Regions from separate parts of the Homo sapiens genome. Here region 2 is linked to region 1. A link is a loop called in an ENCODE intact Hi-C map of the cell type or tissue named here. Cell type or tissue: Calu3. All regions are shown on one strand. Each heading gives the region's core, and the rest is flanking DNA. Links, peaks and the distances in the headings are about the cores only. Region 1 overlaps LINC01031 (long intergenic non-protein coding RNA 1031). Region 2 overlaps LOC124904475 (a long non-coding RNA gene).

Region 1 (5,390 bases), core at 150-5,149:
TGGGTTTCTAGAGTTTCCTTGCTCATTTCTAGAAACACCTGCAGGCTCTTGGGGAAGATCGTCTTTTAAAGTGCCTCATCAAAAGCTGTTTACAGTCTAATTTTTTTTTAACTCCCGTGTTTTAATTTACCTCTTTTCAAGCTGAATCTAATAAACTGCTGGTAATAGAAATATGATGCAGTCCCAAATTTGATCTTAATTCTCTAGAGATTTCTAAAAATTAAGTCAAGATCAGATGGACTTTAGTTCTTGTGTTTTACAGTCACATGAAACAAATTTTCTAAGATTTACATCAGATTTAAAATGTTAAAATCCATTATAATTCTAGGCATTTTGTTTAGTTACTTCTCTGGGCAAAATTTTAGAACTTTATAGCATATTTATAATTTCTGTGATACCAATTTCACTTACTTCAACTTATATTGTTTTTTTTATTTGATGCCAGTTCTTACTTGGCAGAATCGCTACATCATTCCCAGTCAATTCTTCATTTTCATATACTCCTAGGATTATAGTAAGATTGTCAGATTTACTAAGTAAGAATGCAGAATGTCCAGTTAAATTAGAATCTCAGGTAAACGACAAATTATTTGTTAGTATTAGTATAGTCCCTGTAATATTTGGGACTTATTTATATTAAAGATGATTCAGGTGCTTGAAACAATAGAAATTTATTCTCTCAAAGTTTAGGAAGCCGGAAGTCTGAAATGAAGCCATCAGCAGGGCTATGCTCACTCCGAAGGCGCTAAGGGAGAATCCTTTCTTGCTTCTTCCAGCTTCTGGTGGTTCAGGCATTCCTGGGATGTGACTATAAAACCCTGATCTCTGCCTCTGTCCTCACATGACATTCTCCTCTAAGGCTCAAATCTCCCTCTGCCTTTACAGGGACATTTGTCATTGGATTAGGACCCATGCAGTTAATCAGGATGATCTCAAGATTCTTAATTACATCTGCAAAGACTTTTTCCTTCCAAATAAAGTAACATTCACAAGGTCTGGGTATTAGGACATGAACACAACTTTTAGGGACCACCATTCAACCTACTGCAGAGAATGACTAAAACTTCAAACACCATCCGAGGTTGATAAATTCATGGCTTAGGTGTAACATGCAGTACACCCAAGCCAGAAGTAAAGCTAGTGGAGGCAAATCTGTGTAAGGTTCCTTTTACCTGGTTTTCCCACAGTGGGCACCAGATTCTTATTGTAAGAAATATATAAAGTGTACCTAACTCATTTAATCACTCATTCAATAGCAATCTGTTGAGTTCCTTTTATGTGCCAGAGTCTGAGAATCAGGATAAGCCAAAGAAACTGCCCTCCTAAGGATTATTTTCTAATGAAAGGAGAAAATTAAATAATCAAATAAACAGGATTATTATATAATTTAATAAATGCTATGAAGAAAATAAATAAAGTAATGCAATAAAGAGTCACTGGGAACAAGACATGCTGCTTTACAAAGGGCAGTCAGGAAAGATTCTCAAAATAGATGACATTTGTGCTGAGTGCCAAGAGATGAGGGCGAGCCAGCCACGCGGAGATCCCAGCAAAAGTTTTACAGGATGAAGAATAGCAGGGATAAGGGCCTGAGGTGGGGAAAGGATCAATGTGTTCTAGAAAAAGGTGGAGGCCAGAGAAGCCAGAACATAGTGACTGGTGGAAAGCATGGTGCAAGGATAGCACTGGGTACACTAGAGCCAGGTCATTGCCAGGTCTTACGGCTCATGGTGCAGGGTATGGATTTTATTCTATGGAAATAGACACTAAAGGCCTTAAAGAAGAGTGATGATTTGGTTTCTATTCTTAAGAATTAGCGGCCACGGTGTCAGAAATGACTTGGTGGGGCAAGAATGGAAGCACGCTGACCAATTAGGTTATTGTAGTAAACTAGGCAAGGATGAGGACGCTTTAGACTAAAGTGTTGTTAGGAATATGGAGAAAAATGGAAATCATTTGGAAGTTGGATTGTTCAAATTCAGTTACAGATTACATGCTAATGGTGAGAGAGGGAAGATGAAAAGATGACACCATCAATTTCAGGGCATAAATCCTCCCCGCTATAAACTATGTTGCCCAATCTTTCTTGAAGTTAAGTATGATTGTGTAAGTTCTACACAAGCAAATGTGAATAGAAGTGACACGAACAACCTCTGGGTCACACCCACAGGAAGAAGCTTGTTCTTCATTCCCTCTTTCCTCCTCCTGATGGCTGGGAAATGAGACATCTAATGGAGCTGCTTGACATCTAGAGAAAGAAGTCACATGTTAATGATGGCAAAGCTGTCCCAGTATCCAGGATCCTTAGATGGTCTCACTGAGCAGGACATGCCACCTGCCCTGAACTGCTCACCTACCTTGCTCTCTATTATGTGAGAAATAAAATTCTATCTCATTTAAACCCCCCTCTTTTGGGACAGGGGTTTGTTGCAGCAGCCCAGTTTATATCCTAACTAATACTCTCAGAAATGACTTCAAGCTTCCCAAATTCTCTTTTTCTCTCTAACGTGAATGTTCTGTTCTTACATTCTCATTCTCTTTCCTGTTTCCTGCCAAGATATGAGTTCTGCTTTCTGTGATAATGAGGCCAGAGCATCAGGGTCATTTAAAGCCATGTTGATGGAAAGAGTTTCTTCCTCTATAAGAGTCCAAAGTCCAAAGGATTCTTGTTGCACAATATCATGACTCATACTGTACAATCCATTAAATATCACCTTAGGTACAGGAAATGATGAGTATTAACTGTTCAAATATTTTCATACCAAATATTGTATTGATTACACAGGGACTCAACACTCAAGTTAAGACGTGTAAATTCTGGGTAGAATTTTAACACCAGTCTAGGAATTCAGTAAAGAGCTTGGATCTCAGGACTTAAAGCATTAATTGTAGAAAAATAAATTAACATTTAGTGAGAAAATAATTACATAGATTGTGTAATTGCATAGTATTTTTTCTTTATTTTTAGCATAAACTCTAATATGAAATGAATCCTTTCGGTTAACTTTAGTTGTATTCAGAGTATATACAATTTATAATTACTTTTCTACATCTAGGAATTTATTGTATTGAAAGTAAGTTCACACACACAAAAATCTGCTGTTGCTCTCCTTGGGGATTGGTAACAACACAAATGATAAGAATTATCCCCTCGTAAACAAGGAAAGTCACAACATTTAAGGTGCACTACCGTGCATTTAAGTCTGTATTTTGGATTAAATAGATAATGTTCTATCAAATATTATCAATTATTAAATATGTTAAACTAATAAACTGAAAGACATTTTAATTATGCCATTTTATAACTAAAATTGAACCCTTAAATATCTTGTTCAAGTGGAATGTCTCTCAAAGAACAGTAACATATCTAATCAATATTTATAAAATACTACTTAGCATTTAAACTTTAAAGTTGAAAAGAACTTTTGTACATTTCACTTAATCTTTACAATAATAGTAAAAGGTATTACCATCAAACTTTCGTAAGTTAACACCTTTATGAGATTATGTAAATTGCCCAAGTTCATTCATCTAGCAGATGACTGGGCTTATACCAAGGTTTTTGTTTTTGTTTTTGTTTTTGTTTTTTGAGACAGAGTCTCGCCCAGGCTGGAGTGCAGTGGTACAATTCAGCTCACTGCAACCTCGGCCTCCCAGGTTAAAGCAATTCTCCTGCCTCAGCCTCCCAAGTAGCTGGGATTACAGGTGCCCATCACCATGCCTGGCTAATTTTTTTTTTTTTGTCGGGGGTAGAGATGGGGTTTCACCATGTTGGCCAGGCTGGTCTCAAACTCCTGACTTCAAGTGATCTACCTGCCTCAGCCTCCCAAAGTGCTAGGATTACAGGCAAGAGGCACTGTATTCAGCCCAAGATCTTCTATTTCTACCTTCAGTGCTCTTTACACTCAATAGCTGCTTAGAGTATATAAAGACCTAAAACCTAACAAACTAGCTTGCCAGTGCTAGATGTGCCGCTCTCCATAATTTTTCATAATTAAAGTAGGAAATGCTATGCAGGAACTGACTGTATTTTTTTTCTTTGTTACAACCTTCTTAAATTATATATTATATATTTTAAGGGATTATATATTAAGGAATTAAGATATGTATAAATAGAAAAATAATATATTCTGAAAATAATCACAATATTTCTCCCCCCCACCCGCCACTTTTCCCACTCAGAACTATTCTGCCACCAAAATCCTGAGGGTTATGAAATCAATGGACATGTCCTTTCTTCCCATTTCTCTACCCCACGTCTCCCATTAAACAGTCTCCCTGTCTTCATTAAGTCATTTTGTCCCTTGGCTCCTTCCTGTTCTCCCAGACCAATAATCCCAGTGCGGCTCCTTTTTCTTTTCAACTCAGCCTGGGCATCACAGTTACTTTCTTAGTTCGTAGTTCATTGGTTGTCACACTGGTTGTTCTCAACCTCCTGACCCTCAATAGTTCTCACCGTGCTGATTCCCATGGTCTATTCTTTCTGTCCCTACTTCCACAGAACTTGTATTCTCACAAATGTTACAGAGCCATGGTAATTTGTTCACCATAATAAATTCATAGAATCTAGTCTTAACTGGACCCTTCACAGGCCTCTCATTCAGCTTATTTGATAAACACCAAGTATTTGTTGAGCACTTTCAAAATGCCAACTATTGCACTATGATTTTAGGATATAAAATGAATAAGACAGACTCCCTTTTCTGAAGAAGTCACAGTCTCAGGTACCCACTTAAATGTTCTTTGGAAACCTCTACTTTTAAGCCCACTCCTCATTTTCATCACATATGTTAGTCTCTCATTTAACCAAAAGGTTGATATGGCTAACCTGAGCATCTTCAAAATCCTTCCACTTCATCCTGAACCTCTGCATTAGTCAGGATTCCCCACAGAAACAGAAGCAATAGGACACGTATATATGGGTCGACTCAGGGTCTACTACTTTGAATGTTGATTCATCTTTAAAAGTACCTTCACAGCAAAATCCAGACTGGTGTTTCACCAAACAACTGAACACCATAGCCATCAAAATCTCTATCTTCATACTTCTTTCTTAATTGTAGTCTCTCAAAAGATGTTCTGCTTTTTTGCTAATGTGAGCTCTTGATCTCCCCTCTTGTATGTGTGCGTGTGTGTGTGTATATACATATATATATGTATATATAAAGTATGTATGTGTATATATATGTATATATAAAGTATGTATGTATGTGTATGTGCATGTGTGTGTGTGTGTGTGTGTGTGTGTGTGTGTGTGTATATATGTAGAGAGAGAGAGAGAGAGATTTATTTTAAGGAATTGCCTAAAGCAATTGTGGGGCTAGCAAGTTCAAAATTTGCAGGGCAGGCCAGAGACTCAGGGAAGAGCTGATGTTGCAGCCTGAAACCCA
Region 2 (5,390 bases), core at 101-5,100, 410 kb before region 1:
TCTAAACCCAACCATCTGCAAAGACTATTTCTAAATAAGGTTACAGTCACCGGTGACCTCTAACATCTTTTGGGGGCGTACAATTCAACCCATAATGGATGGAATGCCTTTTTATGGAAATATACAGGGAGACTGAGAAAGCCCATGCACAGGAAAAGGTGGTTAAGTAAGTTCTCTAATAATCTGCTAACCTTTAGGACAAAAGCCAGCCCTAAACAATCTGATCTAGATCAGATTGGCAGTAACTATTCTCAAAAATTATTCTGTTGGAACTGATGTTCTAGAGCAAATTGGAAATGTTTGCTATTTACCCTCAGAGTAGTATCATTTTTCTGAAGACATCCTTGAAAAAAATTATTGTACTGGTTAAAAAAAAAAAAAAGCCAAGAAGATTTTAACTATAATTATAAACATAATAATCCCTTGAGCCCAAATGTTTTGTATTTGAAGCTCGAGTCTCATTAAAAATAATAATTTGGCTTTTATTATCATTTCTTCCAGATTGAGCCATCTGTGTCTAGGAATGGATACCAACAAAAACACTACTGATAATATGATTACAAATTATCTATGAAATGATGTTTAGATTTTTAATTTATTAGGTTATTAACCAAAATGTTCAAGTCCATCTCATAACAAGAAGTTACTTCGATTTGCAGCTCCATTGAATTATTTGACATATTTTTTGTCTATCTTCTCTGTAGTGGGTTGAATTGTATGCCCCCAAAATTATGTATAAGCCCTTACCCCCATCCCTGTGAACGTAACTTTATTTGAAAACATGGTCTTTGCAGATGTAATCAAGTTAAATTAAGGTCACACTGGGTTAAGGTGACGCTCAAAGCCAATGCCTAGTATCTTTATAAGAGAAAGGAGTCGGAGATTTGGACACAGAGACACAAAGGACACTCAGAGAAGCAGGCCCTGTGACAACAGAGGCAGAGTTTAGAGTCGTGCAGCTACAGGCCAAGGAATGTCACAGACTGCCAGGAATAGCCGGAAGGTAGGAGAAAGGTAAGAGGCAGCTTCTCCCTTGCAGCCTCCAGAAGGCGCCAATCCTGCCAATACCTTGATTTCAGACTTCTAGCTTCCTAAACTGAGAGAGAATAAATTTCTGTTGTTTTAAGCCAACAAGATAACAATTAAGCCAACAAAGTAATAAGCTAGCAAGGTAATAATTTTTAAGGCAGCTGTAGGAAACGAATACACTCTCATTTTTACACATAGTCTCAGTCATTGGAGACACATTTATTCTATACACTAGTGTATAACCATTTACAAGTGGCTCATATTCATGAAAAAACTTCAGTCTCTGCTTTTTTATAAAGAAAAGGGGTTTCCACGTATACAGTGCAGGTCTTGGGTAGTCTTGGCTTATAGTGAGTGATTTTGGATAGAGGTACTGAGGAAACACTCATTAGTTGGCAGCATTATTGTTATTATTACAATATTATAAGACAGGAGCACTTACTGAGAATGTTTATAGTGATTAAAATAAAATTTGCCTCTTCTGAATGAAGGACTTTCATGCCTCTAGAAAGTCTGCACTTTTTTTTTTTTTTTAAGGAAAGATGGGGTTTCACCATGTTGGCCAGGATGGTCTCGATCTCTTGACCTTGTGATCCACCCACCTCGGCCTCCCAAAGTGCTGGGATTACAGGCGTGAGCCACCGCGCCTGGTGTAAGTCTGTATCTGTATTCTAAATGAAATCTTAGGACACTGAATTAAATTTAGTAAAAGGCTTTGAGGAGGGTACCAATGGGGATCCAGAACTCGCTAATGCTCTTTACAAAGCTGACATCAGGAAAGTAGGCATACACACTAGGTGTTAACTATGTAATAATGTAAAATTATTTGAAATGGATTAATGACACTAAATTTGAAGCAAACCAATATAGTTTAATGGGTTTTTTTATATTTTCATAAATATTTTAAAGGTTTTATTGATCATGTTTCATGTTGCTTCTTTGACTTGTGAGTAGCATGGAGAGTAAAGTTTGTGGAGTAATCAAGTGGCTATGACCGAAAGGCCACAAACAATTAAGTGTGTTGTGAACCTGGGTACACTCCTTGTTCCGCTTTAATTTCCAAGGACCTGACCCAGTTAGAAGGTTCCTTCTCTAAGGAGTAGCCTTAAAGAAGACACAGGAGCCTCAGAACAGCCCAGAAACAGAGAAATTAGTCAAAAGAGAGAAAAATGCCACAGACTCAGCTGTGGGAATAGTTAAAAAACAAAAAAAACAAAAAACAGTTGTAGGGGATTTATATATGAAAATAGTAAGGTAGAAAAGAGAAGTATTAATAATGTTGCAATATGAGAGCAGTTCTAGAAGGATTTAGCTGTAAGTTTGCAATCTAAGAAGGTTTAGTATATATTACTTGTTGGACCTGGGTAATTAAGCCTCACAAGATTAACAGTTACATGTCAAGACAATCAGGGAGAGCAAGAATGCTCAATTATTCCAAGGGTAGAAAGTAGAGAATTCTTATTTAACTTTCTTTACCAACTTACATTCCTGATAGCCTTTCTCCCCTCCCCCCTCCACCGCCCCCCCCACCCCCCCCCCGAGGTGGAGTCTCACTCTGTCACCAGGTTGGAGTGCAGTGGCTCAATCTCGGCTCACTGCAACCTCCGCCTCCTGGGTTCAAGCGGTTCTCCTGCCTCAGCCTCCTGAGTAGCCGGGACTACAGGTACATGCCACCACACCCAGCTAATTTTTGTATTTTTAGTAGAGACGGGGTTTCACCATGTTGGCCAGGATGGTCTCGATCTCTAGACCTCATGATCCACCCACCTTGGCCTCCCAAAGTGCTGGGGTTACAGGCGTAAGCCACCACAACTGGCCCTGATAGCTGTACTTTAAGGGTTGTGAGCTTCTTGACATTGTTTATTTTTCTTAATGTAAGTCTATTCTGACTTCAAAAGGATTAAGAGAAGTCTCACTTCTCACCACTAATTAAGTTATTCCAAATCAGTCATGAGGCCTTTCCTGGGTTCAAGTTGCCTGACTCTATTCCAACAAGACAGACAAATAAAATCTGATCACCCAAGTTACACCTTGGAGTGGGTCATGTGCTGATCCACAAATGAAGGATGGCCTATCACTCAGGTCTGAAACAGAGAATTTTTGAGAAAGGCTTTCTATTCCTCTTAGGAGACACAGGAAGTTGGATCTGGCATTCACCTCCAAAATTCCCATACAGTTGATGGTTTTAAAAGAAGAAATGACCAGTTCATGCTGAGAATTAGGAGGTAAAGAAAGGCTTTATTTCTGTGTCACTAAAAAGAACTGTGTCCTTTTCTAATGACAGAGCAATCTCTGAACTGAGCCAACAAGACAAAATTTTATAAAGGTAATTATAAGTTTCATTATATGTCACTGTAATCTTAAAGAAGGTCTGGATGCCTGTAATGATATGCACATATCTCTATCTCATATTATAGTCTTTGACTATAAAAAGAAATCAAATCTTGTCAGAGTCATCAGATGTTCTGGAGATGAACTTTCACAAGAACTTTGTTCATTAACGAGTGCTTAAATTGTCTTTTAGGGGTCCTCTGAGCTAGGAATGAGGAATTCTTTTCCCCTAGTCTTCAGGAAGACACCTAGCATAGTTTATAAAGGTTAATGTTTTCCCTGATTTTTGTCTTTCTTATTTCAAGTCTCAGTTATAATTCTAAGTTTCTTCCTCAATGTTGTCAGAAATAAGAGAACCTGTCTCTTTCTATTCACTATAACTGTTTAATTCATTTATAAGATAGTACTGACTTACTAAGGGAACTATTTTAAGGGAAACAGAAAATGTCCCCCTTTTATGTCACTGAAAATCACTAACTGATGAAGATATCACAGGCACAGCCAGCACGACTCTCAGGTAGCTGTTACAATTCAGGCTCCATATGAACATCGATTGTCAAAAGTTTATGTTGAGCCAATTAAACTTAGCCCATAACACTTTCTCTCCCTAGAATCAAGGACTGAGCAAAAGTTAATAAAAGTTAAAATCTATTTTTCCTGGCAGCTTGCCCCTATGAGTCATACAGAAAATATCATTGTTTTCTAGGGCCCAATCTTATCCCAAACTTGCCAACTTTTAATATAAAGTAGACTATAAAACATTTACATTTCATCAGGTTTGAAATTGCTATTTTTTGAATATGGAATACCCGATAAATTAGTCAGTTGCTAATTTAGAATATGCCAAAAAAAATGGCCTTTGACAGGGTATAATCTGACTCCAAGTTCATCCAGCTAGAACCTCATTAACAGAGTCCTAAAGATAAAGAAATTTGCAATGAGCAAGGCCATTCTTTACTGATTCCTTGGCCAGTTGGCTAGAATGACCCCAGGCAACTGTGCAAAGTGGCGAACTGTGCAAAGAGGCAGGCTTGAGAAAAGTGGTGCTGATTTGAAATGTATATTTGCAGGAATGTGAGAAAAGAAATAATAAAAGATAACTGGTGGCTAGTAGACACTGTTCTAAATTCTTCACAAGTGTTAATTCAATCCTCATAACACTGCTATGATGTAGGGACCATTTGTGTATTTTAGGCATGAGAAAACTGAGAGAAAGAGAGGTTGCTTAATGTAAATAAGTAAGTGATAATAAGTAAATAAGTAGTAGAAATGGATTGGAACTCAGGGGGTCTGACTTGGGGGTCTATGCTTTTGACCACTGTGCTTTACCACTATTTGACAACTAATAGGTCAATGATTCTTGGTCTGTGGAAGAACAGACTAGAACTTGACACACTTTTCTGTTCTAAATACTACAAATTTCCTTATATCAAGTACTTATCTATCTTAAATCCACTGTATTTTTCTTGCTCTGGATCTGACATTATGCCAAAAAACAAATTTATAAATTATTTTTTATAAAACAAATGTTCCTTAAAATCATACACATGTAATTATAAATATTCTGTCCATCAATTGCTGAATGCATTAAACAGTGGTATATTCATACAATAGAACACTACTATCCTAATAATAGCATTACTGTATATATGAGTACATGACTTCCTTTAGAGAGTGCAATCTATTTATACGGTTTTCGTCATGACTTCTATTCTTAGATATGCCAGTTGACTTCTTTCTGTTCCCTGACTATTCCCCATAATTCTTAGATTCATTACAGTGGACAAGGAGATGTAATGAGAGAAAGCTGCCAAGTCAACCAAATGCATCTTTATAGGCACATCCTGATGGTCAGCGTGTGTAAAATCTTATTTGTATAAGCTAAATTTTTAGTGTTAAATGTACGTGAGTTTTCACAATAAAAAAACTTTCATAACATTACAAATGGATATGTTTAAGCAATATTTTGGCCACTTAGAAATACTTCTGGGTTGTAATTGTTTTTGAAAAGTTTCTTGAAATATAATTTA

What was found. Hi-C counts contacts between places; a loop is a spot of excess contacts. Peaks named below come from ENCODE experiments on the same cell type or tissue, not always from the same donor. Only the 100,000 strongest peaks of a DNase experiment are listed, where the experiment ranks them.
Region 2: a loop joins it to region 1, with 2.1 times the contacts of the local background. A loop is called at or near these places in 1 of 110 quality-filtered maps.

The regions. Positions count from the first base shown.
Region 1 is chr1:193,352,620-193,358,009 of GRCh38, reverse strand. All of the region lies in intron 3 of LINC01031 (long intergenic non-protein coding RNA 1031), which reads right to left. Among named protein-coding and RNA genes, the nearest start is that of LINC01031, 51 kb to the right of the region's middle. RefSeq lists enhancers at 1,540-2,739, 2,497-2,791. In Calu3, for the core only: no CTCF peak of the experiment used is centred there; a DNase peak (open chromatin) is centred at 2,609.
Region 2 is chr1:193,762,137-193,767,526 of GRCh38, reverse strand. The region is part of intron 3 of LOC124904475 (a long non-coding RNA gene); the gene reads right to left. Among named protein-coding and RNA genes, the nearest start is that of LINC01031, 460 kb to the right of the region's middle. In Calu3, for the core only: no CTCF peak of the experiment used is centred there; no DNase peak of the experiment used is centred there.